Linked DNA regions of Homo sapiens: region 2 is linked to region 1. Evidence: chromatin loops called from intact Hi-C (ENCODE). Cell type or tissue: B cell. All regions are shown on one strand. Links, peaks and the distances in the headings refer to the core of each region. The heading gives the core; the rest is flanking DNA.

What was found. A loop is a pair of places that touch in the nucleus more often than their neighbours do. Peaks named below come from ENCODE experiments on the same cell type or tissue, not always from the same donor. Only the 100,000 strongest peaks of a DNase experiment are listed, where the experiment ranks them.
Region 2: a loop joins it to region 1, with 3 times the contacts of the local background. A loop is called at or near these places in 1 of 110 quality-filtered maps.

The regions. Positions count from the first base shown.
Region 1 is chr10:14,737,034-14,745,011 of GRCh38, forward strand. All of the region lies in intron 1 of FAM107B (family with sequence similarity 107 member B), which reads right to left. Among named protein-coding and RNA genes, the nearest start is that of FAM107B, 34 kb to the right of the region's middle. RefSeq lists enhancers at 779-1,300, 4,106-4,155, 5,578-5,627, 5,688-5,797. In B cell, for the core only: no CTCF peak of the experiment used is centred there; DNase peaks (open chromatin) are centred at 3,888 and 5,918; H3K4me3 peaks cover 1,879 bases; H3K27ac peaks cover 3,063 bases.
Region 2 is chr10:15,136,819-15,144,796 of GRCh38, forward strand. NMT2 (N-myristoyltransferase 2) reads right to left here. Exons shown (of 12, transcript NM_004808.3): 2 at 4,604-4,739. It overlaps LOC107984210 (a long non-coding RNA gene), which reads left to right. Exons shown (of 2, transcript XR_007062067.1): 1 at 1-3,034; 2 at 3,721-4,311. Among named protein-coding and RNA genes, the nearest start is that of NMT2, 28 kb to the right of the region's middle. In B cell, for the core only: no CTCF peak of the experiment used is centred there; a DNase peak (open chromatin) is centred at 4,563; H3K4me3 peaks cover 1,158 bases; H3K27ac peaks cover 605 bases.

The DNA of each region.
Region 1 (7,978 bases), core at 1,924-5,923:
AGAGACAGACAAGGAAAAGGGAAGGAGAAATGAAGGAAGCAAAAACAAGGGAGCTAAGAGGATTTCTCGGAGCACCACCAAGCCAGAGATCTTGTCAGCGCTCTGAGAAAAAGCAGAGAGATTCCATTCATCTCTGCCTTACAGTGGGCTCTTTTGTTAGGCTTGTAGGGCTTCTCTTTTATTCATATATTACAGAGGGGGAGTTGGGATGATATGGGGAGAAAAAGGAGGTGAGAGAGAAAGAGAGGAGTGGAGAGGGGAGAAGAAGGGAAAAAAGCATTTCCTCTCCATAGAAAAAACATTTTAGGCCAGGTGCAGTGACTCATGGGAGCACTTCAGAACGTCGAGGTGGGCGGATTGCCTGAGCTCAGGAGTTGGGGACCAGCCTGGGCAACACAGTGAGACCCCGTCTCTACTAAAAATACAAAAAATGAGCCGGGCGTGGTGACAGGCACCTGTAACCCTGGCTACTTGGGAGGCTGAGGCAGAAGAATTGCTTGAACCTGGGAGAAGGAGGTTGCAGTGAGCTGGGATCATGCCACCACACTCCAGCCTGGGTGACAGAGAGAGACTCGGCCTCCAAAACAAACAAACAAACAAACAAACAAAAAAGCAAGCATTTTATTTTCACAGGGAAATGACCTAAGAAAAACTTACCTTCCCCAATCGAGAGGTTTCCCTGAAAACGTTTCCCAGGCTTCCCTGGCCCATGCAGTGCTGTGCGTGCACGCTTTCTCTCTCTCTCTCTCTCTCTCTCTCTCTCTCTCCTTCGTTGGCTAAACTTGTACCAGCCACAAGCACTGTGCCTCAGTTCATTTATTTTTTTTTCCATCTGCAAATGCAGTTCATCCCCCTGACTGGTGACGATGTTATACAATGTGCTGAAAATCTTGGAACAACATGTATTCATGGATAAAAACTCGGTCTCTAGGCGTTTCATTCCCCCGACACAGCAGCCGCTAATGCCACCACTCTAGAGTGTTTCCCATGTGCCAGCACTGTGAGGACCAATTTACACACACGGTCTCATTGGAATTTACTATATTTACACGTACAAATGTACAGCAGCCAGGGAGGAAGATTTCCCCATTCTGCAGCAAAGGAAGCTTAAATTCCAAAAAGCTAAGTGACTTGCCCAACATCCCAAAGGTAATAAATGACTGGATTGGAATCCAAATCCGCATGTGACACCAGGGTGCAGGTTATCTTAGTCTTAAATGAGATAAGATGAAGCTCTCAGAATAGCAAATCTGTTACGAGTGGGAGTTAGGGAAAAGATAAGGCGTAGTTCAGAGAAAACGAGGCACTATCTAGGTCACCACTGAGCTCACCCACTTATCTAGAGAATCAGTTATTGACTAGAAAGTGGTGTAACTGATAGTTGTCTTGAGTTGCAGGCCAGGCTTCCTCCTGACCACAGTCTAGGCCCTGAACCTCCTTAGGGCTCTTTAAATCTTAGCTCTAAAATGAGATGGTCTCTCAGGACCCTTTCAACTCCAAAAGATTCCCTTAGGATTCCCAGCAGTAACCTATTTCTGGGTATCCTGAAGCGTGTCACACGCCACCTAAAAAAGGAGGTTAGAGGAGTGAATGCAAAATGAGGTCAACAGCACCTGCGGGACTACCTGTAGGCCTCGGGAAGGTAAGGAATCCAGACATTACCCCTGACACATGGATTGGGCCCTGGCCTCAGGAAGGTAAGGAATTCGGACATTACCCCAACACATGGATCGGGCCCATTGGGTTAGTGTGCTAAGTTTCCATTGATTATATTGTAACACTAGTTGCCGTCTGTTCTGGACATTGTTGCTGTGTAACAAGCAACCCCCAAACCAGCAGTTTAAGGCAATGAATTTATTTTGCTCACAACTTTGTGGGTCAGGAATTTGGAAAGGACTCAGCTGGGCTGTCTGACTCTCATGCATGTGCATCAGCTGGGGTGACTTGGGTTGAAGGGGACCCTTTCACCATGGCTTCCTCCTCCACATACCTGGAGCCTTATGGTTTACACTTTTCCCAGCTTGGTGGTCTCAGGATATTCATACTTCTAACATGGCAAGTGGCTTCTAAAAGGTGAAGGTAAAAGCTGCCGGTCCTCTAAAGGGTAGGTCCAGAAGTAGAACAACGTTCATCATACACATCCCATTACGTAAAGTGATCACAGGGTGGCCCAGATTCAAAAGGAGGAGAAGCAGCCTCCATCGCTCCATGACGGGAGTGCTAATCTGCCACGGTGTCCCACCTTGGGATCTGACCAGGAAGGCCCCAGCCAACTGCTGGATTTGGAGAAATTGGAATGATCCAGAAATGGGAAATTGGACTGATACATAGAACTATACCCACTCAATGAGTAGGGCAGGCGCTGGGGACAGACTCCACAGTTGTAGGTGGAGGACAAGGTATTTTTACCTGCCAGGCATCCATGATCCATCCAGCTTTCTTCTGATAACAGCACGTTGGGGAAACTTACTGCCTCAGCTCTCCATCCATGGGATTTGGGTAGAGGACCAATTTTACTCCTGGAATGTGTGACTTGGGCCTGACCAATTATCATCAGTGCCTGGCATATAGTAAGTGTTCATGATGAATGAATGAATGAATGAATGAGCGAATAAAGGGAAAATATTTCATTTCCCAGACCACAAGAATTGTTTTAGGGATAGATACATAATTCAAGTTCTACAACTTGTGCTAGAAAGAGGTATTCTCTTTATGCTGAACTTGGAGTTGTGGGCATGTATTCCTAAAGCCAATGAGAGACACCGTGAAGTGAATCCCTGCAGGAGACTGGAGCTGGCCCAGGGGAAAGAAAAGCCGAGACACAGAAGGAGCAAGACAGAGTCCTGATGGCACTGTTTGACATCCAACTATCTCTAGTTGGTCTATCCCCTGGATTGTTTGCTTGAATGGCTGAAATTTATGCACTGACAACATCAAATTGCGGAGAAGATATAGAGCAACAGGAATGCTCATTCACTGCCTGTGGGAATGCAAAATGATACAGCTACTTTGAAAGACAGTGTGGCAATTTCTTACAAAGCTAAACATAGGCTTACCATATGATCCAGAAATCATGGTCCTTGACATTTACCCAAATGAATTCACACAAAAACCTACACGTGAATGTTTATAGAAGCGATATTCATATTCGCCAAAACTTGGAACCAACCAAGATGTCCTTCAATAGGTGAATGAATAAACACACATGTGGAACATCCAGACAATGGCCCATTATTCAGGTATAAATAGAAATGAGCTATCAAGGCACAAAAAGACATGGAGGAACACTAAATGCATATTGCTAAGTGAAAAGCCAGTCTGAAAAGGATACATACTGTATGATTCCAACTTTATGACATGTTGGAAAACGCAAAACTATACAGACAATAAAATGATCAGTGGTGGCCATTGGGGTACGGGGGAAGGAGACATAGGTGGAGAACAGAGATTTTAGGGCAGTGAAACTATCCTATATGATACTGTCATGGTGGAAAAGTGACTTTCTGAATTTTTTAAAACCCATATAACTATACAACACAAAGAGCTAACCCTAATGCGTATATGGGCTTTAGTTAATAATAATGAACTAATATTGTTTCCTCAATTGTAATCAATGTACCACATCAATGCAAGATGTTAAAAATAGGGAAAACTGTGTGCACAGGGAGGGGACAGTAAGAGGGGATTATGGAGGCACTCTGTACCTTCCTTCAATTTTCCTATAAACCCAAAACTGCTCTAAAAAACAAAGTCTATTTTTAAAATGAGCTAGACAGAGTCCTGATGATATCATTTGTTATGCAGCTGTGCCTAAAAATAGTCTAGCCCCTGGACTATTCAGCTGCAAGTCAATACATCCTCTTTTTAGCTTAAGCAAGTGTGGGTTCATTTTCTGTCACTTGTGATCAAAAATGTTCTGTTAAGTGTTAAAAGTAAATCCAGTTTGGCGGCCAGGAAACGATGTGTGAAAACTACAACAGGACCTGATTGGGCCCTGAGAACAGTCAACAGGTGACATTAGGATTTTCCAACAAGCAGACAGCACTGGGATGGGGCTCCCCATGGCTTTGGGAGTCAGAGGAGTGGCTGGCAAGATGACAGCCAGAATCAGGGTACCAGGTGAGGGTTTGGGGGCAGGAACCTGGGCTACAGAAAGAGGAATGAAAAGAGCGAGGCAGGAGCTGAGATATTGAGCAGATTGTCAAGACAATCTGCTCAGGAAACAGGTAAAACCAGAAAGGAGTAAGGCTTGGAGTGTCAGACTAGTGAGGCCTAAAGCCAGGCACCTGGAAGAAGAGGGAGAGTTAGCCCATAAGGGGCTTGTTTGCCCCACCTGAGAGCAAGAAGAGAGGAGGGCAAGAGAGGAGCCCCGTGTTTTAGGCCAGAGAGAGAGCATCCACTAAGGTCACCGCACCAGCCTACGAAGAAGTCTTTGAGGGAAAGCAGCACTGAGTGGAGAAAAGTGTGAATCCCTGCATCTCCAGGAGGGATGGAGGATACCCTCTGCCCAGCCAAACACTGACCCCAGATCTGAGCCCCAAGGGGAGTCTGTTTTAAATACCTTTCTTGAAAACCCACCAATTCCTTCAAATCCAGTCACCAGCACTGTTATTTTTTTCTTATGTTACATGTGACAAAATGGTGTTATTCTTCCTCTCCTCGACTTTCCATGCATAACTCCCTTTTTTTTTTTTTTTTTTTTTTTGAGATGGAGTCTCGCTCTGTCGCCCAGGCTGGAGTGCAGTGGTGCAATCTCGGCTCACTGCAAGCTCCGCCTCCTGGGTTCACGCCATTCTCCTGCCTCAGCCTCCACAGGCACCCGCCCCCACACCAGGCTAATTTTTTTGTATTTTTAGTAGAGACGGGGTTTCTACTAAACCCCATGTTAGCCAGGATGGTCTCGATCTCCTGACCTCGTGATCCACCCACCTCGGTCTCCCAAAGTGCTGGGATTACAGGCATGAGCCACCGCGTGCGGCCAACTCCCTAACTTTCTGAATAAATTTTGCCCATGAATTAACAAGTGCTACAGAATTAGCTGCAGGTAATATTTCCACAGGTGTTTGGGGATTTTTGTTTGTTTTTTGTTTTGTTTTGAGAAAGGGTCTTGCTCTCTGGCCCAGACTGGAGTGCAGTGGCAAAATCATGACCCAACTCACTGTAGCCTCAACCTCCTGGGCTCAAGCAGTCCTCCCACCTTGGCCTCCTGAGTAGTTGGGACTACAGGTGCATGCCACCACACCCAGCTCATTTTTTTTTTTTTTGTAAAGGCAAGGGTCTCACTATGTTGCCCAGGCTGGTGTCGAACTTCTGGTCTCAATCAGTCCTCCCACCTCTGCCTCCCAAAGTGCTGGGATTACAGGTGTGAGCCACCACACCTGGCTCAGTGTATGTTTTGATGTCAGATGATGCTAACAAAGTACATTATTAATGCTGCTTGCAGTGGGCTTACTGAGATCAGCAATCACTGTCTGTTTGTTCACTGATGAACTGAAAGCAGTGTCTGGGGTAGGGTAGCTACTCACTAAATATTCGTGAAATGCCTGCTGGATGAGTTATTTCTCTTTTCCTCCTTGGCTGAGATGAAGGGAGAGAAAGACAAGAGTGACAGTGGATTGCATGCATTCAAAGACCAGTATCTGCCTGGCAAGAAGATGCTGGAGAGGTAGTAATGGCCATATTTCATATTTTAGCAATTCCACTGTGGATTCAATATCTCCCCTTAGCTCCTGCCCTATCTTGTTTCTTCTTTTTCATAATCAAGCTTCCTGAAGAATATTCTGCACTTCTTATCTCCACTATTTGACTTTCCTTCTCTCCTTTACTTACTGTAATCTTCCTGGCCACCACTCCACTGCGACAACTCTCACAAAGGTCACCAATGACGTCTTTCCACCAAGATCAAATGCACACATTTTAATCTCTGTGTTTCTTGGTCTTCCTACTTCCTCTTTGAGTTCTCTCTTCTGTATGCTTTCAGTCTTCTGGCTTTCTTCCCACCTCTGTTAATTTGACCCTTCTCAGTTCCTTCACTGGCATTAGATGGTCTCTCATTGTGGTTTTGATTTACATTTCTCTAATGATCAATGATGTTGAGCTTTTTTTCATATGTTTGTTGGCTGCATGTATGTCTTCTTTTGAGACGTGTCTGTTCATGTCCTTTGCCCACATTTTAATGGTTTTTTTCTTGTAAATTTAAGTTCCTTGTAGATTCTGGATATTATAGCTTTGTCAGATGGATAGATTGCAAATTTTTTCTCCCATTCTGCAAGTTGTCTGTTTGCTCTGATGATAGTTTCTTTTGCTGTGCAAAAGCTCTTTAATTAGATCCCATTTGTTAATTTTCACCTTCGTTGCAATGGCTTTTGATGTTTTCATCATGAAATCTTTGCCCGTGCCTATGTCCTAAATGGTATTGCATAGATTTTCTTCTAGGGTTTTCATAGTTGTGGGTTTTACATTTAAGTCTTTAATCTATCTTGAGTTAATGTTTGTATAAGATATAAGGAAGGGGATCCAGTTTCAATTTTCTGCATATGGCTAGCCAGTTCTCCCAGCACCATTTATTAAATAGGAAATCATTTCCCCATTGCTTGTTTTTGTCAGGTTTGTTGAAGATCAGATGGTTGTAGATGTGTGGACTTATTTCTGAGATCTCTATTCTGTTCCATTGGTCTATGTGTCTGTTTTTGTACCAGTACCATGATGTTTTGGTTACTGTAGCCTTGTAGTATAGTTTGAAGTCAGGTAGCATGATGCCTCCAGCTTTGTTCTTTTCACTTAGATTGTCTTGGCTATATGGGCTCTTTTTTGGTTCCATATGAATTTTAAAGTATTTTTTTCTAATTCTGTGAAGAATGTCAATGGTAGTTTAATGAGAATAGCACTGAATCTATAAATTACTTTGGGCAGTATGGTCATTTTCACAATATTGATTCTTCCTATCCATGAATATGGAATGTTTTTCCATTTGTTTGTGTTCTCTCTGATTTCTTTGGGCAGTGGTTTGTAGTTCTCCTTGAAGAGGTCCTTCCCTTGTTAGCTGTAGTCCTAGGTATTTTATTCTTTTTGCAGCAATTGTGAATGGGAGTTCATTCATGATTTGGCTCTCTGCTTGTCTATTGTTGGTGCATAGGAATGCTTGTGATTTTTGCACATTGATTTTGTATCCTGAGACTTTGATGAAGTTGCTTATCAGCTTAAGGGGCATTTGGGTGGAGACAATGGGGTTTTTTAGATATAGGATCATGTCATCTGCAAACAGAGACAGTTTGACTTCCTCTCTTCCTATTTGAATACCTTTATTTCTTTCTCTTGCCTGATTGCCCTGACCAGAACTTCCAATACTATGTTGAATAGGAATGGTGAGAGAGGACATCCTTGTCTTGGGCCAGTTTTCAAGTGGAATGCTTCCAGCTTTTGCCCATTCAGTATAACATTGGCTGTGGGTGTCATAAATGGCTCTTAGTGTTTTGAGGTATGTCCCATCAATACCTAGTTTATTGAGAGTTTTTAACATGAAGAGATGTTGACTTTTTTTGAAGGCCTTTTCTGTGTCTATTGTGATAATCATGTGGTTTTTGTCTTTAGTTCTGTTTTTGTGATGAATTACATTTATTGATTTGTGTATGTTGAACCAGCCTTGCATCCCAGGGATGAAGCCAACTTGATCATGGTGGTCAAGCTTTTTGATCTGCTGCTGGATTTGGTTTGCCAGTATTTTATTGAGAAGTTTTACATTGATGTTCACCAGGGATATTGGCCTGAAGTTTTCAATTGTTTGGAATTGTTTCAGGAGAAATGGTACAGCTCCTCTTTGTACCTCTGGTAGAATTCAGCTGTAAAACTGTCTGGTCCTGGGTAGTTCTTTGTTTGTTTTTTGTTTTTGTTTGTTTGTTTTTATTTTTGTTTTTGGTTGGTAGGCTATTTATTATTGCCTCAATTTCAGAACTTGTTATTGGTCTATTCAGGGATTTGC
Region 2 (7,978 bases), core at 2,638-6,637, 400 kb after region 1:
CCCCAGTTCTTTTTTTTTTTTTTTTAATTCCTCAAATAACGTAATAATACATGGAACATGAGACTACTTGAAATGAGAAGACAGCGCAGAGGACTGAATATGGAAATCAATGACTTTTTTCAATATGTAAAATTACTGAGACATTGTAGAACTTTGATACCATGCAAAGAATATTCTTCGCTGTAATTCAGAAAGTGGTTAGAAGTTTCAAGAGCCCTTCGGTTTTGCTGTATGTCAACACAGGGTGGACACCATTGAAAGGTACAATCGACCCTTAGAAGTTTATAAACAGCAACTTTGGACTTCTGTTCCACTTGGAATCTGAAATCTGTGGTGTGGAGCAATAATTTTAACTTGGGAAGCTTACTCATCGTACACAGCACAGAACAGGGTTTGTTTCATACAAACACTGTCAAGAACCCTAAGGAAACGAAGTTCTGAAGTCCAGCTGGAGGCAGGTGAAAGTCTTTTTGTCTCTGCTTGGAAGTCTCACAGCACAATCCAAGATGGCCACAGTTTTTGTAAGCTGTTTATCTTACATTTGTTTAACATCAAAATCATAAAGGTCCTATCTTAATGACACATACAAATTTAACAAAATACTTTTCCGGTTCTCATTATTATATCTTTGGATGACTTCTTTTCCTTGGGTGTCTTTTAAGTCCCCAACATTAAAAGGAGCAAATTTCTAGCAAAATGAAATTCATGTGTATCTGAACTCCAACAACACCATCTATTAGAAGACCTTACAATTTAAATAGGAATTGAGATCACAGCATATTTCAACTAATAATGCTTAACTGTGCATCAGTTTAGCTTAAAATGGCAAAGTAGAGCCCAGTCTTATAAAAATAGAACTACAATGACTATAATGAATTTGTCATGGTACTTTTTCTTTCTTGATTTAATTTTTTGTTCCTTGATTTCTTTCCTGGTTTCTGAGTTAAATCTTCTAACAGTAATATATCAAACTCAAACTATTTTGCAACAGACATGAATCAGCATCTTTGTTCCACATGACCCAATGACCAAAATGACCAACTCCATGAAGAAGACTTCAGAGTGATTTATTCCCTACCTAATTAGCTCATGGGTTGACCAGCACACCTCTACATGAAATGTCCCTTTGCGAAACATTGATATCCCAATGTTCACTATTTAAATGCTTTCTTTCTTCTTCTTCTTCTTTTTTTTTTTTTTTTTTCATTTTGAGGCAGAGTCTCACTCTGTCGCCCAGGCTGGAATGCAATGGCATGATCATGGCTCACTGTGACCTCCGCCTCCTGGGTTCAAGTGATTCTCCTGCCTCAGTTTCCTGAGTAGCTGGGATTACAGGCTTGTGCCACCACGCCTGGCTAATTTTTGTATTTTTAGTAGAGACAGGGTTTCACCATGTCGGCCAGCCTGGTCTTGAACTCCTGACATCAAGTGATCTGCCCGCCTTGGCCTCCCAAAATGTGGTGATTACAGGCATGAACAACCACATACGGCTCTATTTAAATGCTTTCTGAAAGTAGATTCAAATAAACACAATTTCCAAATCCACAGGGACAAAGCAGTAAGGGAAACTCAGCTATGATCATTTCTCATGCCTGTCCATTCACCTTCCATAGTAGCACTACCTGGGAAGAATGAGTGTGCATCAGGCAAGGTGAGATGAATATCTACCCGACATTAACTTCCCACGATTCCACTCCTATATAAGAGGCAGGTATATTCTCTTTTTCTTCCACACATGCTTTCTGTGGCATACTAACCAGCAACTATACTCTTTACCCATTGTTTTCCAAATTTAATAGTACCTTGGAAAAAATGTCCAAGTTTTATAACACTAAGAAGTTTATAAGAATCCAAATATCATTTTTATTTTGGTTCTTGTATGTAGACCAGAATATTCTGCAATGCAGTCCACTGTAATTTACAGTGCTATCTAGAGTTGGCATAAGCTTAAAGGGAAAGAGCCCCAGATTTTAAAAATGCAGCAGAAAAAAGCCCATCTTAAGACAATACTGACTTCCTCCAAATTAAGAAAAGAAATTCCCTACTGTGATGGTTACTACTGAGTGTCAACTTGATTGGATTGAAGGATACAAAGTATTGGTCCTGGGTGTGTCTGTGAGGGTGTTGCCAAAGGAGATTAACGTTTGAGTCAGTGGGCTGGGAAATGCAGACCCACCCTTAATCTGGGTGGGCACAATCTAATCAGCTGCCAGTGCAGCTAGGATACAAGCAGGCAGAAAAATGTGAAAAGAGAGACTGGCCTAGCCTCCCAGCCTCCATCTTTCTCCCATACTGGATGCTTCCTGCCCTCGAACATCAGGCTCCAAGTTCTTCAGTTTTGGAACTCAGACTGGCTCTCCTTGCTCCTCAGACTGCAGATGGCCTATTGTGGGACCTTATGATCATGTGAATTAATACTTAATAAACTCCCCTCTATCTATCTATCTATCTATCTATCTATCTATCTATCTATCTATCCATCCATCCATCCCATTAGTTCTGTCCCTCTAGAGAACCCTGACCAATACACCTACCATATAATGCCAAGAGTTCGCCACTGCCTGGCTTGGCTCTAGTTTCTCATAAGTGACCAGAGAGAGGGGAAAGGCTCACAGTCACTAGAGGTGGAAGGGATGGGCAGAGACCAATGGTGATGCTGAAAGCAACAGGAGATGTCCACGCTGCAGGTCAGGGATGCCACGTTTATCTGATGAAGCGACATTTAGAAACGGGAAGAGTGTTTTGCAAGCTTATGGTGGTATCCTCTATGAGTTACCTTGGAAAGCTGTATCTAGTGGGTAGCATATTTATTACCCGAGAACCAAGTTGAAAAGCTAGGGAAGAAGATTCCATTTTCTTCTCACCCTGCAGTCAGTCAGGGAAAAATTGGGGCAAGTAATTTTCCTTCTCAGTGATTCCTGGTTCTTTTGTGTAAAACAGGTGACAACATCAAAACTACCTGCAAGTCTCACTTCATGGAACACAACAGAAACTCTGCATAAGAAAAAAGGAAATCCACAAAGCTTGTAGAATGGTAACAACTACTATATATATATATATATATATATATATATATATATATATATATATATGCACTGTTTTAGGATGTAAAAACTCTTCAATAAAAATGCTCCAACTGGAACCTCAAGATCGAACTGCGAGTTAGAGAGAAGAGAAGGAACTGGGCTGAAGGAAGTGCAGTACCCAGGCAAAGGCACACAACTAGTGAGCAAGGGGGCAGAGACCAAGCTCAAGGTCTCAGACATCACCCCTTGAGCTGTTTCCACAATACCACATGCTACTCACATTGATTGACTGATTGATTGATTGACATGGTCTCTGTCGCCAGGCTGCAGTGCAGTGGCGTGATCTTGGCTCACTGCAACCTCCACCTCCCAGGCTCAAGCTATCCTCCCACCTCAGCCTCCCAAGTAGCTAGGACTACAGGTGCATGCCACCGTGCCTAACTAACTTTTTGTATTTTTAGTAGAGACAGGGTTTTGCCATGTTGCCCAGGCTGGTCTTGAACTCCTGGGCTCAAGGGATCCGCCTGCCTTGGCCTCCCAAAGTGCTGGGACTACAGGCATGAGCCATCGTGCCCAGCCTATTCACAATAATTTATTTGTAGGTACGATCATCAAAATCATCTCTATTTTGTAATATTTCTAATTCTACCCCTTTTCTTTCTTTTCTTTCTTTTTCTTTTTTTATTTTTTTCAGCCAGGGTCTCTCACTGTTGTCCAGGATGAAGTGCAGTGGTGTGATCATAACTCACTGCAGCCTTGAACTCCTGGGCTCAATGGATCCTCCCACCTCGGCCTCCCAAAGTGCTGGGACTACAGGCGTGAGCCACCGTGCCTGGCTGGTTCTACCCTTTTCACTGTGAGTTTCTTGCATCAAGAGGGCTTTGTGTTTCCCAGAGGCCCAGCATACAGGGTGCCTGGGGGTTGGCTCCACAGACAGGGATGGCTGCCATCTGTGCCACCAGACACCCACGCAGTACAATCAACCCTCTTCTTGGCCACCATCTGCCAACACGGGGCCCAGCTGGACAACTTCTGGTTTGGTTTAAACTAGGAGAATGTCAGGAACTATTTCCCACCCTTGGCATTAGAATGAAGAACGACCGCTGCAAACTGGTTTAATTCAAAGTCAACGAGAGACTTACCCATGGCTGCTCCCGCTGAAATCTGCTGCCAGATGGTGTTGTGCTATTCAGGTAATTAGACAGACACCCAGAAAAATTACAATGTGAATATCTTCTGAACGAAAAGTAATCAAATATTAAAGTGTAATTTCAAAAAAACCTAACAAGCTCACACTGAGACTTTCTTCTAGAACGACAATCTAAATACAAATTCACTGAGAAAAGGGAAAAACACAGCAGGTATCCACACACACACAAAAGCACAGTGTACCCCTTCGTTATTTGGGTGCCAAAGTCCATTTTAAGGAGGCTGTCAAGAGCTTCCAGTTACTAGTGGCATTCAACACACAGTCACAACAAAGTCCCTACACATCTGATGCAGCAGCGCGCTAAACTGCGTAAACCCACTCATGCACGAGAAACCACACAGAGGAAAAAATAAAACAGAGCTCTCACTTTCGAAGGCTGCTGAATTTTAATCTCCTGGGAATCAGATGCCGAGTCTGACTTGGTGCCTCCGGAATTTGGTTTCTCCTTTTTTCTCTTCTGTTTCTTCTTTTTCTTTTTGGCTCCCAAATACCCTCCAGGACTTCTGCAGGAAATGCAAAGATGGTGAAACCAACCAACAAACAAAAATCATTAAATGAAATTGAATTGCATACAATTAATCATTTCAAAAAACACAGCTGTTACATGCAGTAGAAAATAACTGTGTTAGGATGTAGGTGAGGAATAAAAGGTAGTGGAGTGAAGACGGTAACAGGCAATGCAGAAGAATACCAGCCCCCGCTCAGTCATCCTGCAGGTGCTTAGAAGTCACGAAGCAGGAAGATTGCAGAGATAAACCACATTTTATAACTGAAGTAAAATAGTTTCCACGGTTATCACTACTCTCCTAATCTACGTTTAAGTCAGCTTTCGGGAGGAGAGATACATGATATGAAAAACTCCATTATCAAGATCTCTTGGGTACGACAGAACACTAATCTTGAAGCAACAGAACTAAACAAACCACTTTTTTGCAGAGGAGGAAATGTTCCCTGATAAAGATTTTTACTAGGGGGGCTAACAATGAAAAGCTTTAAGTGTCTAACTACAGAGAGAGACCCTGTCACAAACAATCACAAACAAAACACAAAGTGCTAGTTTTGTTACCTAGCATCTAGGTTATAAAGGAACTTTTCTTTCCACTGGTTATTCATGTTTTAAAGTAATGAACTTTTCCATTTAAAATGGATAATTCCTCTGTGACATCCAAATATGAAAGGCATGTGCAATAGTGAGAGAAACTGTTTAAGAACTAAGCACGCTGTTGGGCACAGTGGCTCATGCCTGTAATCCCAGCACTTTGGGAGGCTGAGGCAGGTGGATAGCTTGAGCCCAGGAGTTCAAGACCAGCCTGGGCAATAAGGGGAAACCCAGCCTCTACCAAAAGGAAAAAAAAAAATTAGCCAGGTACAGTGGCACGCACTTGTAGTCCCAGCTACTCAGGAGGCTGAGGTGGGAAGATAGCTTCAGCCTGGGAGACGGAGGTTGCAGTGAGCCAAGATTGTGCCACTGCACTCTGGCCTGGGCAACAGAGCTGGAGAAAAAGAAAAAAGAACTGAGCACTTGAGCTATAGATTCATATTTCCACTCCAATTCTAAAATAGAAAACAGTGCTTATTTTGGAAGATACATTAAGACTTTGTCAAATGGTACCCTAGTGGTTTAAAAATAGTAAGGTTTTGCCACCTCACAACAAGCAGTTTATTTTCATCAATAGAATCAAATTTGTGCTATCATGATGTTTATATTTAAAATCACCTGGTGGCCAAGGACACTCATCAATATCTGACTAGCAATTGGGATTAAACAAACATATCACAGCCAGGTACATGAGCTAGAAATATGCTGCAGATACGTTCAGTTTTGTATATTCTCTGGTTTGGGAGTAGGACTATTTTAGGCTTTCCTCTCCCGGTGTTCCTATTGCTGGCACCCTGTGAATTGGTGAATCCGTTGTACTGTTATAGTGTGATTTATGTATGCATTTGTATGTGCTACTTAAGAAGTCTATTCTTAATTGCGTCCCTAAGGTCTCCAATGCCTCACACCAGTACATACTAATACAAATGCTTGTGGAATGAATGAGTGGATAAGTCTGGCTCTAGAGGTGGTGCCATCACATATTCCCAGGCCATAAAATACTTCTGAAAGCTACCATTGTTTCAACCTCAATGGTAAAGCCTACTGCAACTTACTATCAAGTAATTATTGAACATTTACTATGTGTTCAGCATTATCTTGGGGCCACAGGCTGGGTGGGAGGGACCAAAATCATGGTGGACATGCCTGTGACTTCACAACCTAGGGGATTATCCCTCTCCCACTTCTACCATGTATTCTAACTGCTACTGGTTATGGCTTTCCAGAAACCACTAGGAGCCTGGGACCTCACAGCTTTTCTGTATAATACTTCCACTTTAAAATATCTCCAAATTTCCAAGAAGCTTGGTTACAGAGAGATACAGAATAAAAGGCAGTGACTGGGAAGGACGCTTTGAAGTAGATGCCTATCCAACTGGATGAAAATATATTTGTCCTGAGTGTCAGTTAGTAATTTGCTCAGCCAGGCATGGTGGCTCACGCCTATAATCCCAGCACTTTGGGGGTCCAAGGCGGGAAGATCGCTTGAGCCTAGAAGGATCTCTTGAGACCAGCCTGAGCAATATAGTGAGACCCTGTCCCCATAAAAAGTAAAAAATTAGCTGGGCATGGTGGTGTGCACCTGTGGTGCCAGCTACTTGGGAGGCTAAGGTGGGAGGATCACTTGAGCCTGGGAGGCTGCAGTGAGCCATGATCATGCCACTGCACTCCAGCCTGGGCAACAGAGTGAGACCCTGTCTCAAAAACAACTACAACAACAACACAACAACAATAATAATAGTCTCTAAAACAGATAAACTCATGGAAACTTGAGGGGATCTGGAGACATTTTAAAAAATTAAAATACCAGACTATTTCACCAAAAAATCCTTAAGTAAGTTTATATCACTTATTCTATAACTTACAATGCCTGTTCAATGAGGTTTCCAAAACTCCATTTTGGGAGTTAATTGATGCTACACATCAAAACTTTTTTTTCTTCCAAACGGTGTTGCTAAAATTTATATTCTTATTTTGGCATAATGGAGAAAGCGTCACCATTTTTGTTTACTCTAGTTCAGCAAGAGTTTTTCTTTTTCTCTCTTTCATCTCAACTTTAAATTGACAGGGAGCTACAGAAATGGGCACTAAGTTGGTCATCCCAGCCTCCAAACTCCCAGACATATCTGATAGCATTTATACAATGATGAGAGGCAGAGCTTCCCAGCCCTTCAGTGAGGAAGAGCTACTTTTCCATTTCCTGAGGCCATGAAGGAAACGAGACTTTGAGAATAAGAGCTGACCAGTGCACCGCTTGATACCCATGAGGATAATTATAATCAAAAAGAAAAAGCCAGGCCAGGTGCAGTGGCTCACGCCTGTAATCCCAGCACTTTGGGAGGCTGAGGCGGGTAGATCATGAGATCAGGAGATCGAGACCATCCTGACTAACATGGTGAAACTGCGTCTCTACTAAAAATACAAAAAATTTGCTGGGCGTGGTGGCGGGCGCCTGTAGTCCCAGCTACTCAGGAGGCTGAGGCAGGAGAATGGCGTGAACCCGGGAAGCGGAGCTTGCAGTGAGCCGAGATTGCACCACTGCACTCCAGCCTGGGCGACAGAGCGAGACTCCGTCTCAAAAAAAAAAAAGAAAGAGCCAGTGCTGGGGAGGATGGAGAGACGCTGGAACCCTCATACACTGTT